Linked DNA regions of Homo sapiens: all the other regions are linked to region 2. A link is a loop called in an ENCODE intact Hi-C map of the cell type or tissue named here. Cell type or tissue: endothelial cell of umbilical vein. All regions are shown on one strand.

What was found. A loop is a pair of places that touch in the nucleus more often than their neighbours do. Peaks named below come from ENCODE experiments on the same cell type or tissue, not always from the same donor. Only the 100,000 strongest peaks of a DNase experiment are listed, where the experiment ranks them.
Region 1: it touches region 2 in a loop (4-fold over the local background); 15 of 110 quality-filtered maps call a loop at or near these places.
Region 3: a loop joins it to region 2, with 4 times the contacts of the local background. A loop is called at or near these places in 24 of 110 quality-filtered maps.

The regions. Positions count from the first base shown.
Region 1 is chr11:33,969,093-33,974,092 of GRCh38, forward strand. No RefSeq gene overlaps it. Among named protein-coding and RNA genes, the nearest start is that of LMO2, 80 kb to the left of the region's middle. RefSeq lists silencers at 530-824, 1,970-2,264. In endothelial cell of umbilical vein, a CTCF peak has its summit at 2,124 (motif pointing left); a DNase peak (open chromatin) is centred at 2,099.
Region 2 is chr11:33,868,009-33,873,008 of GRCh38, forward strand. It overlaps LMO2 (LIM domain only 2), which reads right to left. Exons shown (of 6, transcript NM_005574.4): 3 at 1,702-1,979; 4 at 1,338-1,578. The coding sequence starts at 1,708. Among named protein-coding and RNA genes, the nearest start is that of LMO2, 22 kb to the right of the region's middle. RefSeq lists silencers at 1,155-1,234, 1,425-1,504, 1,525-1,944, 2,375-2,614. In endothelial cell of umbilical vein, no CTCF peak of the experiment used is centred here; DNase peaks (open chromatin) are centred at 223, 2,113 and 3,053; H3K4me3 peaks cover 2,954 bases; H3K27ac peaks cover 1,503 bases.
Region 3 is chr11:33,935,490-33,940,489 of GRCh38, forward strand. No RefSeq gene overlaps it. Among named protein-coding and RNA genes, the nearest start is that of LMO2, 46 kb to the left of the region's middle. RefSeq lists a cis regulatory region at 1,482-2,229. In endothelial cell of umbilical vein, no CTCF peak of the experiment used is centred here; a DNase peak (open chromatin) is centred at 1,932; H3K27ac peaks cover 1,957 bases.

The DNA.
Region 1 (5,000 bases), 100 kb after region 2:
CAAAGCATCCATCACATAATAGTAACTTACCTGTGGCCCTGCTGGAAAGTCTGTACCATGATAATCATTAACATTTGAGTGGTTAATGCCAAGTGTTAATTCACTTAGTTATCAAAATAATTCCTTCGGGTGAATGCTATTTTCACTCCCGTTTTATAGTTGAGGAAACTGAGGCATAACAAAGTAAAGTAATTGGCAGGGCTGGATTTCAAACCCAGACAGTCTAGCTCTACCTGGTGCTCCAACCAGAATGATACACTCCCCCTTAGGATGGGACTGAGTCCTTTTACCTGAAACAGCCTCTGCAGCCAAGCACAGACCTAACACACAGAAAAATTTAATAAATGTTAGTTGAATGAATCTTCAATTAGTAGAAGACTGTTTATTCATTTCTTCAGTAAATATTTATCAAGTGCCTTCTATGTGGCCAGCACTATTCTGGGCACTGGCACAAAGTGGTGACAAGACCGCTGCAAGCCTGAGTGGCCTCTTGTTCAGCCTGACACACGATGCAGAAACTCCTTCTCCCACATTCCCACCTGATGGCCATCCCACCTCTGGTTCAGGAGATGGAAAGGCGATTGCTGTTAGATTCTTGTTTGTTTAAGAGACTGGCCTTCCTTGGCCTTCCACTTGAAGAAGCACAAACTTGCACTACAACCTCATGCCTATAACAGCCTTTTACATCTTGCAAGATAGTTCTAGCTCCTTCAGGTCTTCTTTATTCTAGGCTAGACTAAGCTTCCTCAGTTCCTTCATCAGTTCATGCTCTGATTACATTTCTGCAGGAGACAGCTTTCATTTACTTACTCATCCATTCATTTAAACTTTGCTTGCTGGGTGTGGTGGCTCAGTCTGTAGTCCCAGCACTTTGGGAGGCCAAGGCAGGCAGATCGCTTGAGCTCAGCAGTTTGAGACCAACCTGGGCGACATGGCAAAACCCTGTCTCTACTAAAAATAAAAAAATTAGCCAGGTGTGGTGGTGTGTGCCTGTAGTACCAGCTACTCAGGAGGCTGAGGCAGGAGGATCTCTTAAGCCTGGCAGACAGAGGTTGCAGTGAGCCAAGATCGTGCCACTGCACTCCAGCCTGGACCACAGAGCCAGACCCTATCTCAAAAAAAGCTTTACTAATGACTTACTATTAATATGTACCAGGTACTTTGCTAGGCCCTATGAATACAGAAATGAAGGGCATGGTTTCTTCCCTCAAGAAACGCATGGTCCACTGGGAGAATGAGGCATTTAGGGAAATAATTTCAACATTTCCTAGGTGACAAGTATAATAGAGATACAGTTATACTGAGTAGAACCACTCAGTGCTACAACTAGACTTTAAGCCGGCCACTCTGGGATCATTCAGTGTGGCCATGTTTATCTTGCATAGTGACCACGAGAATGAAAAGAAGAGCTAGGAAATAAATATCTCCACTGTCCTGATCTGAGTGTTGTCATTTAAAGGATGCAGTCCAGAACTGTAACTGATTTATTTAGCAGGTGGCTAACTTAAAAAAAAAAACCCTAGTATTAATTTCATGAAATGTTATCAGGCCCATCCTACACTAATGAAATGAGAGATAGATGAGAGATAGGCAGATAGATAGATAGATAGATAGATAGATAGATAGATAGAGAGATAGATAGATAGATGGATAAACATTTTGCATGTTTCATCCCTGGTAAATATCCTCTTATTTCAGTCTAGCAAAGCTCTCATATACAATACCAGGCCTTAGGAATCAAGGTCCAATTTCCAGCTCCATTATTTCAACCTCCAAGACCTACCTCATAGGTCTGTTGAGGGCATTAAAAGAAACAATGAATGAAATGATCTGGCACGTTGTAAGCCCCATAGTTGGTGCTCAATAAATGCTAGTAATATTTACTTGTGGCTTACTGGTTCCTCAAGATTCCTTAAAATCTGAATCTGGACACCCAATGTATGAGGCTGCGCTTCAGCTTCATGTCAGCTGCAAACCTGACAGGGTGTCTTCTAATTTTCAATAATCACTCCACTCCCAACTCCATTCCTCATCCGCATCTGCTTCCCTTCCATTTCCATCTTTGCTCGGCCCAAGTATCAGGCGCTATCTCAGAAGGTTGACAAACCAGCATTGCCACCTGGAGGACAGCATGAGAATCTGGGTGAGAGAACAATTTTATGGCACCAGATAAACCAACTCAGCTGTTCTGTGCCGGCACTAACGAGGCCAAGTTCAGAGGTTCATCCCCCAAAGGGGCCAATTAGCTTTACACTGAGAGGCACTCCGGAGTGCAGCCCCAGCCTCTAACCTTGGCCCCCAAGTTACACGTGTGTGGCTGTTGGTTAGAAGTGAATTCATCAATCCAATCCCATTTTTCATAATTTCTTTAAAACCCAGTTGTAAGGCAGCGTGGAAACAACAAAAATGCACAAGACCTTCTCCTTCCTCTTAAAGAAGCTTCAGCCTGCAACAGTGTTTCCCCAAATGAATCCTGAGACATTAATAGGAGTTATGAGAATAAGTGGCTCCAGTGTTAAATCAGTTTGGAAAACACTGATCTAATCAAAGTCGAGGAGCTTGTTTACGAAAGGGCTTTGCAGAGCTTGCTACATGCTAATATGCACGTGCTAATTTTCCAAGAAGGAAATGCAGTGTGCAGAGCTTCACAGATTTGGACAGCCATGGGCATCCGCACCTTTAAAAAAAAAAAAGAGGCCGGGCGCGGTGGCTCACACTTGTAATCCCAGCACTTTGGAAGGCCGAGGCGGGCGGATCATGAGGTCAGGAGATCAAGACCATCCTGGCTGACACGGTGAAACCCTGTCTCTACTAAAAAAAATACAAAAACTCAGCCGGGCGTGGTAGCGGGCGCCTGTAGTCCCAGCTACTCGGGAGGCTGAGGCAGGAGAATGGCGTGAACCTGGGAGGCGGAGTTTGCAGTGAGCCGAGATCGCGCCACTGCACTCCAGCCTGGGCGAGAGAGCGAGACTCCGTCTCAAAAAAAAAAAAAAAGAAAAGAAAAGAAAAAGAAAAGAAAAGAAAAAAGAAAAGAATAGTAACGAATCTACTGGCCCAGGATATGGCTACTTTCAATGGAACATCTATTTTAAGAAGCAATTCATCCATGGCAAAGGTTCACAGTCTATTGCTAAGTTTAAAAAACCAGGAAGGGGGAAGCATACTGTAGAACAATATCGCGTTTTGAAAAGATAGAAAAAGATGTACATATACTTGGGAGAATAAAAAACAAAAAGACACAAACCAAAATGTTAGCAGCTGTGATCTTTTTGTTGGGAGTGGTAGTTGTTTTTCTGTGCTCTGCTTTTTAAGTTTTCTGCCGTAAACATACAGCACGTGTTAATTTTAAAATGAAACCACCGGCCAGGCGTGGTGGCTCATGTCTGTAATCCCAGCACTTTAGGAGGCCGAGGTGGGCAGATCACCTGAGGTCAGGAGTTCGAGACCAGCCTAGCCAAAATGGCGAAACCCCGTCTCTACTACAAATACAAAAATTAGCCAGGTGTGGTGGCATACACCTATAATCCCAGGTACTCGGGAGGCTGAGGCAGGAGAATGGCGTGAACCTGGGAGGCGGAGTTTGCAGTGAGCCGAGATCGCACCACCGCACTCCAGCCTGGGCGACAGAGCGAGATTCCGTCTCAACTAAAAAAAAAAAAAAAAAAAAAAAAAAAAAGAGGAAGAAGAAAAGAATAGTAACGAATCTACCGGCCCAGGATATGGCTACTTTCAATGGAACATCTATTTTAAGAAGCAATTCATCCATGGGAAAGATTCACAGTCTATTGCTAAGTTTAAAAAACCAGGAAGGGGGAAGCATACTGTAGAACAGTATCACATTTTGAAAAGATAGAAAAAGATGTACATATACTTGGGAGAATAAAAAACAAAAAGACACAAACCAAAATGTTAGCAGCTGCGATCTTTTTGTTGGAGTGGTGGTTGTTTTTCTCTGCTCTGCTTTTTAAGTTTTCTGCCGTAAAGGTACAGCACGTGTTAATTTTAAAATAAAACTACCGGCCAGGCATGGTGGCTCATGCCTGTAATCCCAGCACTTTAGGAGGCCAAGGTGGGCAGATCACCTGAGGTCAGGAGTTTGAGACCAGCCTGGCCAACATGGCGAAACCCCGTCTCTACTAAAAATACAAAAATTAGCCAGGCATCGTGGCATGCACCTATAATCCCAGCTACTCGGGAGGCTGAGGCAGGAGAATCGCTTGAACCCTGGAGGTGGAGGTTGCAGTGAGCCAAGATCATGCCACTGCACTCCAGCCTGGGTGACACAGCAAGACTCCATCTCAAAAACATTTAAAAATGTAAAAAATTAAAAAATAAAACCACAAAGCCCTTGTTTTAGGACAGTGTACCATCTTCATATGACTATTATTGTGGAATGCAAATGTTTCTTACTTACAATGGGGTTACATCTTGATAAACTAAGTTGAAAATATCCTAAGTCAAAAATGCATTTAAAACTGGGCGCAGTGGCTCAGGCTTGTAATCCCAGCACTTTGGAAGGCCAAGGCGGGCAGATCACAAGGTCAGGCGATCAAGACCATCCTGGCTAACAAGGTGAAACCCCGTCTCTACTAAAAATACAAAAAAAATTAGCCGGGGGCCTGTAGTCCCAGCTACTCAGGAGGCTGAGGCAGGAGAATGGCGTGAACCCAGGAGGCGGAGCTTGCAGTGAATGGCGATGGCGCCACTGCACTCCAGCCTGGGCGATGGAGCGAGACTCCATCTCAAAATAAATAAATAAATAAATAATAAATTTTAAAAATGCATTTAGTACACCTAAGCTACTGAACATCATAGCTTAGCCTAGTCTACTCAGACATGCTCAGAACACTTACATCAGCCTACAGTTAAGCAATATCATCTAACACGAAGCCAATTTTATAATAAAGTGTTGAATATCTCATTTCCATTTTAACATTACCAAAAGTGAAAAACAGAATGGTTGCATGGGTACTTGAAGTATGGTTGCTGCTGAACGTGTA
Region 2 (5,000 bases):
TACTTTTAAAAAGGAATGTTATTTTTCTCCTGAGAATTTGTTGAAGGAAGTGGGGGTTTTTGTTATAACAAACCTAGCTCATTACAGAACTGGTGTCTTAACCTTCAAGACTGAATAGTGATGTTTATATTCTCATTGGATGGTGGTACTTCCTGTGTTTTATGAGAATATGTTGAGCTTTTATGCTGGTAACTGAGGGTAAAACCCAGGTAAATAAACACCATAGAAAGCCGAAATTGAAGGGTGTATGTGTGTGTGTGCGGTATTTCAAGCAGGAAAGCACAATTCTTTTAAAGCAGGAAAAGAAAAAACAAAACAAATGTCTCTTAAAAGCACAAATGGACAAGTCATTAACCAGCTCCTTTGGTCTTGTGTAACAAATCCCTTCAAAGGATTAGAGGGGGACTTCAAAGGAATAAAAATTCTCAAAACCAGACAGCTAATGACTCTTAAAAGGGCATTTGCGTTGACAGGAAAATGATATCTTAAACACCCCTTACTCCCCATGTTAACGCTGAAGAATGGGTGAGGGATAGAAAAACATTCCAAACCAGTACGCGGCTCAGAAAACAGATGCGGCCAATGCTCATTAGAGCTCTGGTTCCCTGACCCCAAACCCTTTTAAGACTCTGCTAAAAACTACGAGACTCTACTCCCCAGAATAATTCACCTATACACAAAATGGTGCATTAACTTTCGAGGTTCACATGTCCCCATCGGTGGACCCCGAGGAGGGGTACACCTACTCAGATTTACTCCGGATTTCGCTGCTCTAGAAATCCCTGGAGGCCCAGAGCCAGCTCCGAGGTGGACGGTCGGACCCCTCACCCGCCCGTTATCCGCAAGGCTGGCAGCGGCTCCACCTGCGGACCGGGAAGGCGGCCGTTGGGGACCCCGGAGGCCGCCACTTGGAATGTTCCCCTTTCCAAGACCAAATGGACAAAGAGAAAGGACCGAGAAGGAGAGGGAAGAAGGGAGCAGAGTCAAGCCCAGAACGCTCTCCGGACTGCACCTGCGCGCCTCCAGGCTCTCCTCGTGCCTGCTCCCGTGCAAACTTTCTGGCCCGTGGTGGCTTTGGGGAGCGTCCCAGTAGCCTGGAGTGGCCCGCAGAGGCGCCGGGCCGACCCCTGTCCCTGCCGCCCGCCGCCCAGTCCCTCTCCCAGAGCCCCCGGAATCACCCGGGAGGAAGGAGGAGCCCAGCGCTCGGCACAGGGGGCCAAGGGCACGCCGCGAGCGCGCACCTGGAGCCCCCTCGCGGGCCGCCCGGGTCCCCCCGACGCTCCGGGACGCGAGGCCGTGGACACCGGGGGTGGCAGGGGCAGGGGGGCCGCACTTACTCTGAAGGGTCCAGGCTCTTCCTTTCGATGGCCGAGGACATTGGGGAGGGAGGCGGGGTGCCGGGCGGCGGGGGCGCTCCCTTTGTGGCGCGGGGCTGGCCGGCTGCCGGGGCTCGGACCCCCTCGGGTGCTCGGGCGCCGCCGCCGCCGCCGCCGTCGCCGCCGCTCCTGCGCCTCCGCTTGCTCCGGCGCTCCGCCGGCGAGCTCGCCCCTCCGCGCTCAAGGACAGTCACCGCGCTCCCTTCAAACGCCAAAGAGAGAGAGCGAATCACCGGGCTGCGGGCGCGCCGCGGCCGAGGCGGGGGCCGGGGCGCGCAGCCTGGCTCCAGGCGGCTGCAGCTGCTGCTGCTGCTCAGGACTTAACCTTCCATCCCGGTCCCGCCGCCGCCACCGCCCGGTCCCTCTCGCGCGCTGTCGCCGGCTCCGCGCCGCCCGCGGGGATGGTGTGCGCCCGCCCGGCCGCCCGGAGCCCCTCGCACCTTCGGCCCGGGTCGCGGCGCGCTGCTCGCCGCCGAGGGCAGAGAGGGGGCGGCGGCCTAGGGGCGGGGAGGGGACCGTGCGTCTCTCTCCGGGCTTCCTCCTCTCTCGGGAAGGTCTATTTTCGCTCAGCTTCCCTCTGTCTCTGGTTTCATTTCCTTTTTCCTGATCACGATTCAAATACAATAGAAGGAAATCACATTTAAAGAGACAGCTGCCCGGTCCCCCCACCTCCCCTTTTTTCTTCCTTTTTTTTTTTTTTTTTTTAAACGGGGCTCCTGGGGATTAGCAATACAAACAGCAGCATCAGGACTGACTTGGCTTCTTAAAGGGGCCAGTGTCGGGGACGGGGAGAGCCGCTCAGCGAACACCTCTCCTTGGAAAGGAGGCTGGGCAACCACTAAATCATTCTTCAGGGCTTCCCCTCTTCCGCCTTTCCCTTTTGGTTTAACTAAGGCAGAAAGTAACCCACGAACAGCTCGAGCAAGCAAGAAAAGACAAGAATGTGAAATAAGCACCTACAGAAATGCAAGTGTTCCCAGTGGATTTTCCGCCCGTCCCAGGTTCGAGGTCCCAGGTCCACGGACGCCGTGCACTGGGATGCCCCGGACAGCGCGGCTCTGCGGGCTGCGGGCTACGGGCTGCGGGCCCCAGGCTGCGGGCTCCGGGCTGCGGGCTCCGGGCTGCGGCCGCGCTCTGCAGAGGCGATGGTGGTGCGCCAGCCGGGACTGCACGGGCTGGGGACGCCTAGAGCAGAGCCAGGGCAGCTAATCCCAGAGGGAGGGTGGCTGGGAGGGACCACGCGGGGCCGGGGCTCCTCTCAGTCGGCTGGTGGCGGAATCCCCTCCCTCTGCACCTTTCAGAAAGCGGACTCCTGCGGTTAAACTGCCCCCCATGTAAAGTGCCAGTAGTATCCCGACCAGAGAAAGTGCTTTTTCAATGGTCAAGAACAGGATCAGAGAGATTATTTTGCCCTGGGTCAGGCACAGAGAAAGAAGGCGGACTTGATTTGGGGGTTCAGGCTTCCCCCTCTCAGCCTCCTTCTAGAAAGAGGCAGGAACGCAGAGGGGAAGCGGGGGAGGCTAGTAGTTTGCCCTTCCGTGGAGAAAAACTTAGGCTCTCCTGGGCCTCAGAGTTCCTTGAAAATATCTGCGTTCAGAAGCTGAAAGGCCTATTTGTGCGTGATGCCAGTCATTAAGGCTTGTAAAGAGGGAACGTACTTTCAGGATCCATGGTTTTATATGATCAGTCTGGATCATAGGCATACATTTCTGTTCCCATTTTAAGGATAACCAGAGTTTACTACTGCCTGCATGCTCTTGTCATTTTCTGGTCCCTGTGTCCCAAGGCTTGGGTCCCTAATGGGTATAATCAAAAGCTGTGTGTGTGTGTGTGTGTGTGTGTGTGTGTGTGTGTGTGTCCCAAAGGAAGCCTTAAGAGCAAATTTTTGTCCTAGTGGAGACTTCAGTATACAAAAAGACTTTTTCGGCTGTGCTCGGTGGCTCATGCTTGTGATCCCAGCACTTTGGGAGACCCAGGCTAGCCTGAGCAACACAGTGAGACCCCGTTTCTACAAAAAATAAAAAATAAAAATAATTAGCTGGGCGTGGTGGTGCTTGCCTGAAATCCTAGCTACTCGGGAGGCGGAGGTGGGAGGATTGCTTGAGCCCAGGAGGTTGAGGCTGCAGTGAGCCATGATCGCACCATTGCCCCCCAGTCTGGGGAACAGAGTGAGACCCTGTCTCAAAAAAAAAAAAAAAAAAAAAAGTTGGGTTTTTTTTTTTCCGATAGACCCTTGTTTTTAATTTAAAAAAGAAAATACTTAGAATTTAGGCAAGCCTAAACTATGTGATAAATATGTAACCTACCACACTACTTTCATTTCTAACAGAAATGAAAATAAATATATAGGTTGTGATGAACAGTTTACCTACTTATAACCAGTCAATGTGGTGGTTAAACGCTGGAATTTTGGAACCCAACTGCCTGGGTTTGATTTAGACTCTTACTTATCAGTTAGCATGTCCTAGGAAAATTATTTAATCTGAGGAGGCAGTATGCGGTAGTAGCTCTGGAGTCAGACTACCTGGATTCTAACCCATCCTTGACCAGCTGTGTCAACCTGGGCTCACAGCAGGAATTTAAACTCCCAGTATCCTGGCCGGGCTCGGTGGCCCACACCTGTAATCCCAGCACTTTGAGAGGCCGAGGCGATCCCAGCACTTTGAGAGGCCGAGGCGGGTGGATCACTTGAGGTCAGGAGTTCATGACCAGCCTGCCCAACATGGTGAAACCCCATCTCTACTAAAAATACAAAAATTAGCCAGGTGTGGTGGCACATGCCTGTAACCCCAGCTACTCGGGAGGCTGAGGCAGGAGAATCACTTGAACCCAGGAGGCAGAGGTTGCAGTGAGCAGAGATCGCGCCATTGCACTCCAGCCTGGGTGACAGAGTGAGACTCCGTCTCAAAATAAATAAACAAACAAACAAATAAACTCCCAGTATCCTCATCTGTAAAATGGAGACGACAGAACCTATTGCCTAAGTTATTGTGGGGATTATATGAGTTAGTGCACAAAAGGGTGGCACATAGATTTGTAATGGCATGGGGGTAATAACAGATATGAAGTTGCTTGCATGAAAAGCAACTGGTATATAGTAAGCACTCATAAATGGCAGCTGCTATGTTATAGTAAAGGGCATCATTAAGATAATTTTAAAAGAGCTTGAAATTAAATTTAAAGGTGAAATGGGGGTTTAAAATAAGAATTGCCCACCCAAATTTGGAAACTATTTCCTGTTTTTTAAAAGCAGGAAACAGGATTCCTTCACCTCACCCCCTTCTTCTCCTAAATAAAACATGTAAGTGTTTTCCATTTTAACGTTCATTATCGTGGTGACTAAATGACCTGTTTGCATCTGCTTGGGTGTTATTTGTTTGTTTGTTTGTTTTTTGAGATGGAGTCTCGCTCTGATACCCAGGCTGGAGTGCAATGGTGCGATCTCAGCTCACTGCAACCTCTGCCTCCTGGGTTCAAGCGATTTTCCCTGCCTCAGCCTCCCGAGTAGCTGGGATTACAGGCGCTCGCCACCACGCCTAGCTAATTTTTTGTATTTTTAGTAGAGACGGGGTTTCACCATGTTGGCCAGGCTGGTCTGAAACTCCTGACCTCAGGCGGTCCATC
Region 3 (5,000 bases), 67 kb after region 2:
AGGCAACTTAGACTGTACTGCAGTCTAAGGAAGGCTCAGAAAGGCCATCACGGAGTCCTTGAGCCAAAGTTGGCTATCAGAGGAGTCCGGTGTCTTCCAGGAACAGGCCTGCTTTAGCCTCTCTGCTGCATTCTGTCATCTGGAAGCAGCTTGCGGGAGACCGGGCCTTGGAGCACACAGTGATGGATTGTGGAGCCAGCAGCTGGGGCCTCCTGTCGTTGGAGGGCAGCAAGGTGCATTCTTTTGGCAACAGCAATCTCAAAGCATCCTGGATGCCCTGCTGTCCAATGTGACAACAGACCCCAGACCCATGGCAACTTGAGAGGGCCTGGCTGGGCACAGCTCGGCAGGCCGACCTCTTACCTAGCCCCTGCGTGGCAGCTGTTCTCAGACATTCCCTGATGGCAAAATTGACAGGATATTTATGTTTGTTTGACACGTTGGGATCAAATGTTTCCTGTCTCTCCTATTTTTGGCCTTGCTTTGGTCTTCAGAGAAGGGAAGCTGGGGGCTTCAGTTTCCCTGCTGTTGTCTTTGTTTGAAGTAAAGCCAAACAAAAGACGCCCTACCCTGATCATGTCTGTCCTGCCTTTCCTGGGGCCTCCCAGCCCTGCAGCAGCTCTGCCTCCTGGACCCTCCATGCATGTGTCTACACGTAGGAAGCAGTATGGGTCTGGAATTCAACTTCTAGGTGGGTCTGGGCTTAGACAAACCTGGATATGTGTATCTGTTCCACCACTGTTAGCGGCATAACCCTGAGCAAATGGTCACCTTGGTAAGCCTTAACTTCCTCATCTATAAAATGGGCATATTTGCCTAACTCATTGCTTGAATCCAGGAGTTCAAGACCAGCATGGGCAAAAGAGTGAAACCTTATCCCTAAAAGATATAATAATAATAAGTTAAAATTAGCTGAGTGTGTGTGGTGGCATGCACCTGTGGTCCCAGCAACTCGGGAGGCTGAGGTGGGAGGATCATTTGAGTCAGAGAGATTGAGGCTGCAGTGAGCCATGATCACACCACTTCACTCCAGCCTGGGTGACAGAGCAAGACCCTGTCAAAAAACAACAACAACAACAACAAAAAAACAACAACAAAAAAAAAACCTACCTTATAGAGTCATTGCGAGGATTAAATAAGATAAGGCACACACATGAAGTCTTCAGTTCTTCAGTATAGCTTGGCTTATGGTACATGCTCAGTGAATGATACTTACTAGTTGTAGCACTTACAAAACGTCTACTGTCAGTCTTATTATTACCATCAGTAGTATCTTCTGGTGAGTGACATGGAGGTCTTGGAAGTTTCTCCTATCCTCAAGAAGCACACAGACTAGAATAATAACACACAAAAAGCCTTGCTGAGATCAGCTACTAGGGTTTTGGAGGCTGGTTTGCAGAAGTTTGTCACAGTCAGGTCTGTCTCATTCATTTTTCCACTTTCACAAGACTTCCCTCTCATGTCTGCATGTGTGTTCTGAATGGATGGGCAGTGTCTTAGACCCAGCACACCACAGCATGTAGAGATGGTGCTCCAGGCATGATGAGAGTACATTCCAGGCACTGAGCGGACTGGGGGCCAGGAAGAGAGCTGGTTGGGAGTGATGATAGATACAGCAGGAGGGAGAGGTGTGCCCTCAAGCCCCGGTGATAAAGGGCCTCATAGACCAGATTAAGGAATTGGACTTGATCCTGAAGGCAACGAGGGTGCCCTTGAAGAGTTTCAAGTGGGAGAGTGATGTAATCAGATTTGTCTGATGGCTTCAGAACAATGTACCAGGTTAGTCCCTTTCCCTGGGGAAAGCCTGTCCCCTGGGGAGGAAAATATGAAGAGAAAGAACTGGAATTGCCACCACCCCTTAAAAGCACTGCCTGCTCAAACTTTCCCTGACCTGTCGCGTCTGAACAAAGGCCCCACGGCCAGCTGGAGAGGAGCCTTGTTGATTACTCACAATTCCCTTCCCGAGAGGACGGGCGCTGATGTGTTTTCTCTTGATAACACTGGCTCCTTTCGAGCAATAGGACTTCCTGTCTGATCGGAGAGCAATTACTGCACCTCCAAAGAGAAAACGCTTTAAACAAATCCAGTTTTAGCCCTCTGTGATAACGGAGACGTTTGCTCACTCATCAACCATTAGCCCTGAGCTTAAGGAAGAGTGAGTACTTAGGACCAGGATGATGTTTCCAGATCTGTTTGGTAAAAGATTCCAGTGGCCGAAGGGGATGTATTCCCAGGGAATCTGGGCCCCCTGCTCCAGCCTGGGCTTGGAGCTCCTGGCTCTCCTGATTCTCCCCAACCCACAACAACCCCCACACATCACAACCCTAAGGTTGGCCTACTTGGGGCAAGTTGTAGCTGCTCAGATCAAACTCGGTGTCTCTTGGTCCATTTATATGAGAAGATCATAAGGAAATCTGCATGAAGACAATTTGTTACCCAGCAGCCAAAAGTTAAAACTTTTTTTTTCTTCTCACTTTAGGTTTTTGTTGTTGTTGTTTTTGTTGTTTTATACAGGGTCTCACTCCATCACCCAGGCCAGAATGCAGTTGTGTGATCAAGTCTCACTGCAACCTCTCTCTCCTGGATTTAAGCTCTCTTCCCATCTCAGCCTCCCAGGTAGCTGGGACTACAGGTACATGCCACCATGCCCAGCTAATTTTTTGTGTTTTTAATAGAGATGGGGCTTCACCATGTTGCCCAAGCTGCTCTCGAACTCCTGGGCTCAAGTGATCCATCTACCTCGGTCTCCCAAAGTGCTTGATTACAGGCATGAGCCACGGCACCTGGCTGGGAGATTTCAAAACAGAAAATTCTACCCCCAACATTCTTACCAGAGACCATGAGTTGTCATAACTGTCTCCTTTCCAGGACCTGCTGAAATATCCCTCACTCCTTCCTTGCTATTGTAAGACTAAGAAAAGGATAAAAGGGAGATAATCATATTAGTTAACACTTACATGGTGCTTGCAATGTGCCAGGCACTGCTCTAAGCACTTCACGTATATTAAATCCTGTAATCCTCAAAATGACCCTGTGACAATACTACTATTATTATTACCACTTTTCAATGAGACAACTGAGGCATAAGGGAGTTAAGAAACTCGCCAAAGGTCACACAGTGTACCGCACAGCCAGACTCCAGACCCAGGCAGTCCTGGCTGCAGATTCTCCCCTCGAAACCACCATGTGTACTACCTCACACAACCATCATGCTCTCCCCTCACCTGAACCTTCTCCTGTATTCAATCCTGGCTCCATCCTTACCTCTTCCAGGAGGTTTTCCTGAGCCTACAAGTTCCTCGAGAGCAGGGATAGTAATCTTACTCATCTCTGCCTCCTTGGCACTTTGCACCTAACTGATGCTCAGAATATTTGCTGAATAAATATAATAATTTGTTGAGCACTGACCAGAGATTCTTTGCATCCTAAGGACTTTTGTAACTGTCAGCACTCTCTAAGTCGTAACAGCTTGTAATGTGCTCATGACTATCCTCACAAGTGAATGCTTTGTGTCCTGGCGTAGACTGTGAGATCCACTGGCCTTCCTTGGCAGGATGCTCAGTCCGAAATAAGTGCACAGTCGGTGTTCTGATCTGGCATTTTCTCTACTTTCCTTCATACTAGGTGTGGCAGGCAAAATAATGGTTCCCTCAAAATTCCAATCCCAATCCCCAGAACCTGTGGATATGTTATGTTATACAACAGTGAGGGAGAAGTAAGTTTACACATAGAACCAGGTTGCTAATCCGCTGGCCTTGAGATGGGGAGAGCATCCTGGATCATCCAGGTGGGCCCAATACAATCACAAGCGTCCTTATAAACAAGAATCAGAGTCCAGTTGGAAGATATATACTGCTGACTTTGAAGCTGGAGGAAGGGGCAAAATAATGGCTCCCCCAAAACGTTCATATTCCAATCCGCAGAACCTGTGGATATGCTATGTTATACAATAGCAAGGACCCAAGGAGTTCAGATAACCTCCAGATTCTCTCCCAGAGACTCCAGATAAATGCAGCCCATCAACACCTTGATTTTAGCCCCATGACACCCATTTTAGGCTCTGACCTGCAGAACTTAACATAATACATTTGCACTGGGTTTTTGTTTGTTTGTTTGTTTGTTTGTTTGAGACTTAGTTTCACTCTTGTTGCCCAGGCTGGAGAGCAATGGCGCAATCTCTGCCCACTGCAACCTCTGCCTCTGGGGTTCAAGTGATTCTCTTGCCTCAGCCTCCCAAGTAGCTGGGATTACAGGCACCCGCTACCATGCCCAGCTAATTTTTGTGTTTTTTGTAGAGACAGAGTTTCACCATGTTGGTCAGGCTGGTCTCGAACTCCTGACCTCAGGTGATCCACCTGCCTCGGCCTCCCAAAGTGCTGGGATTACAGGCGTGAGCCACTGTGCCCAGCCAACTTGCACAGTCTTAAGCTCCTAAGGTTGTGGTGATTTGTTATAGCAGCCATAAGAAACTGATACACTGGTACTGGATGTAGGACAAAATCAACATGGTCTCTGCCCTTACAGAGCTTGCTGAATATTCCCAATGTCTGGGGACTCTGGTTCTGGCAGACAGTTCCTGAAACACATTGGGTCCCAGAAGCATTTCTGGGGCAGTGCGAGATCTGCCCTGTCTGGGGCTGAGAGCCTGTCAGTGGGGTTTCGTGCTCTCTTTGGCAAACTTACCTCCTTTTGCTACCATATATTGAGCATTGAGCATTTTCTACGTGCTAGTGACTACACTAAGTGTTTTGCATACAGATCTAATTTCATCCTGACCACAGTGCTCTGAGAGAGGTATTTTTATCGCCATTTACCAGATGAAGAAACTGAGGCTCTGAGAGGAAAAGTGACTTTCCTAAGAGCACACAACTAGTAAGTGGCAGGTATGAGCCCAAGACTTCTGACTCTGAGCTCACACATGCTGCCAGCCACACTGCTTTGGTTCCAACCTCTGCAAGGCAGGGTCCAAGGCAGGCCAACCCCACCCTGCTTCAGCCCAG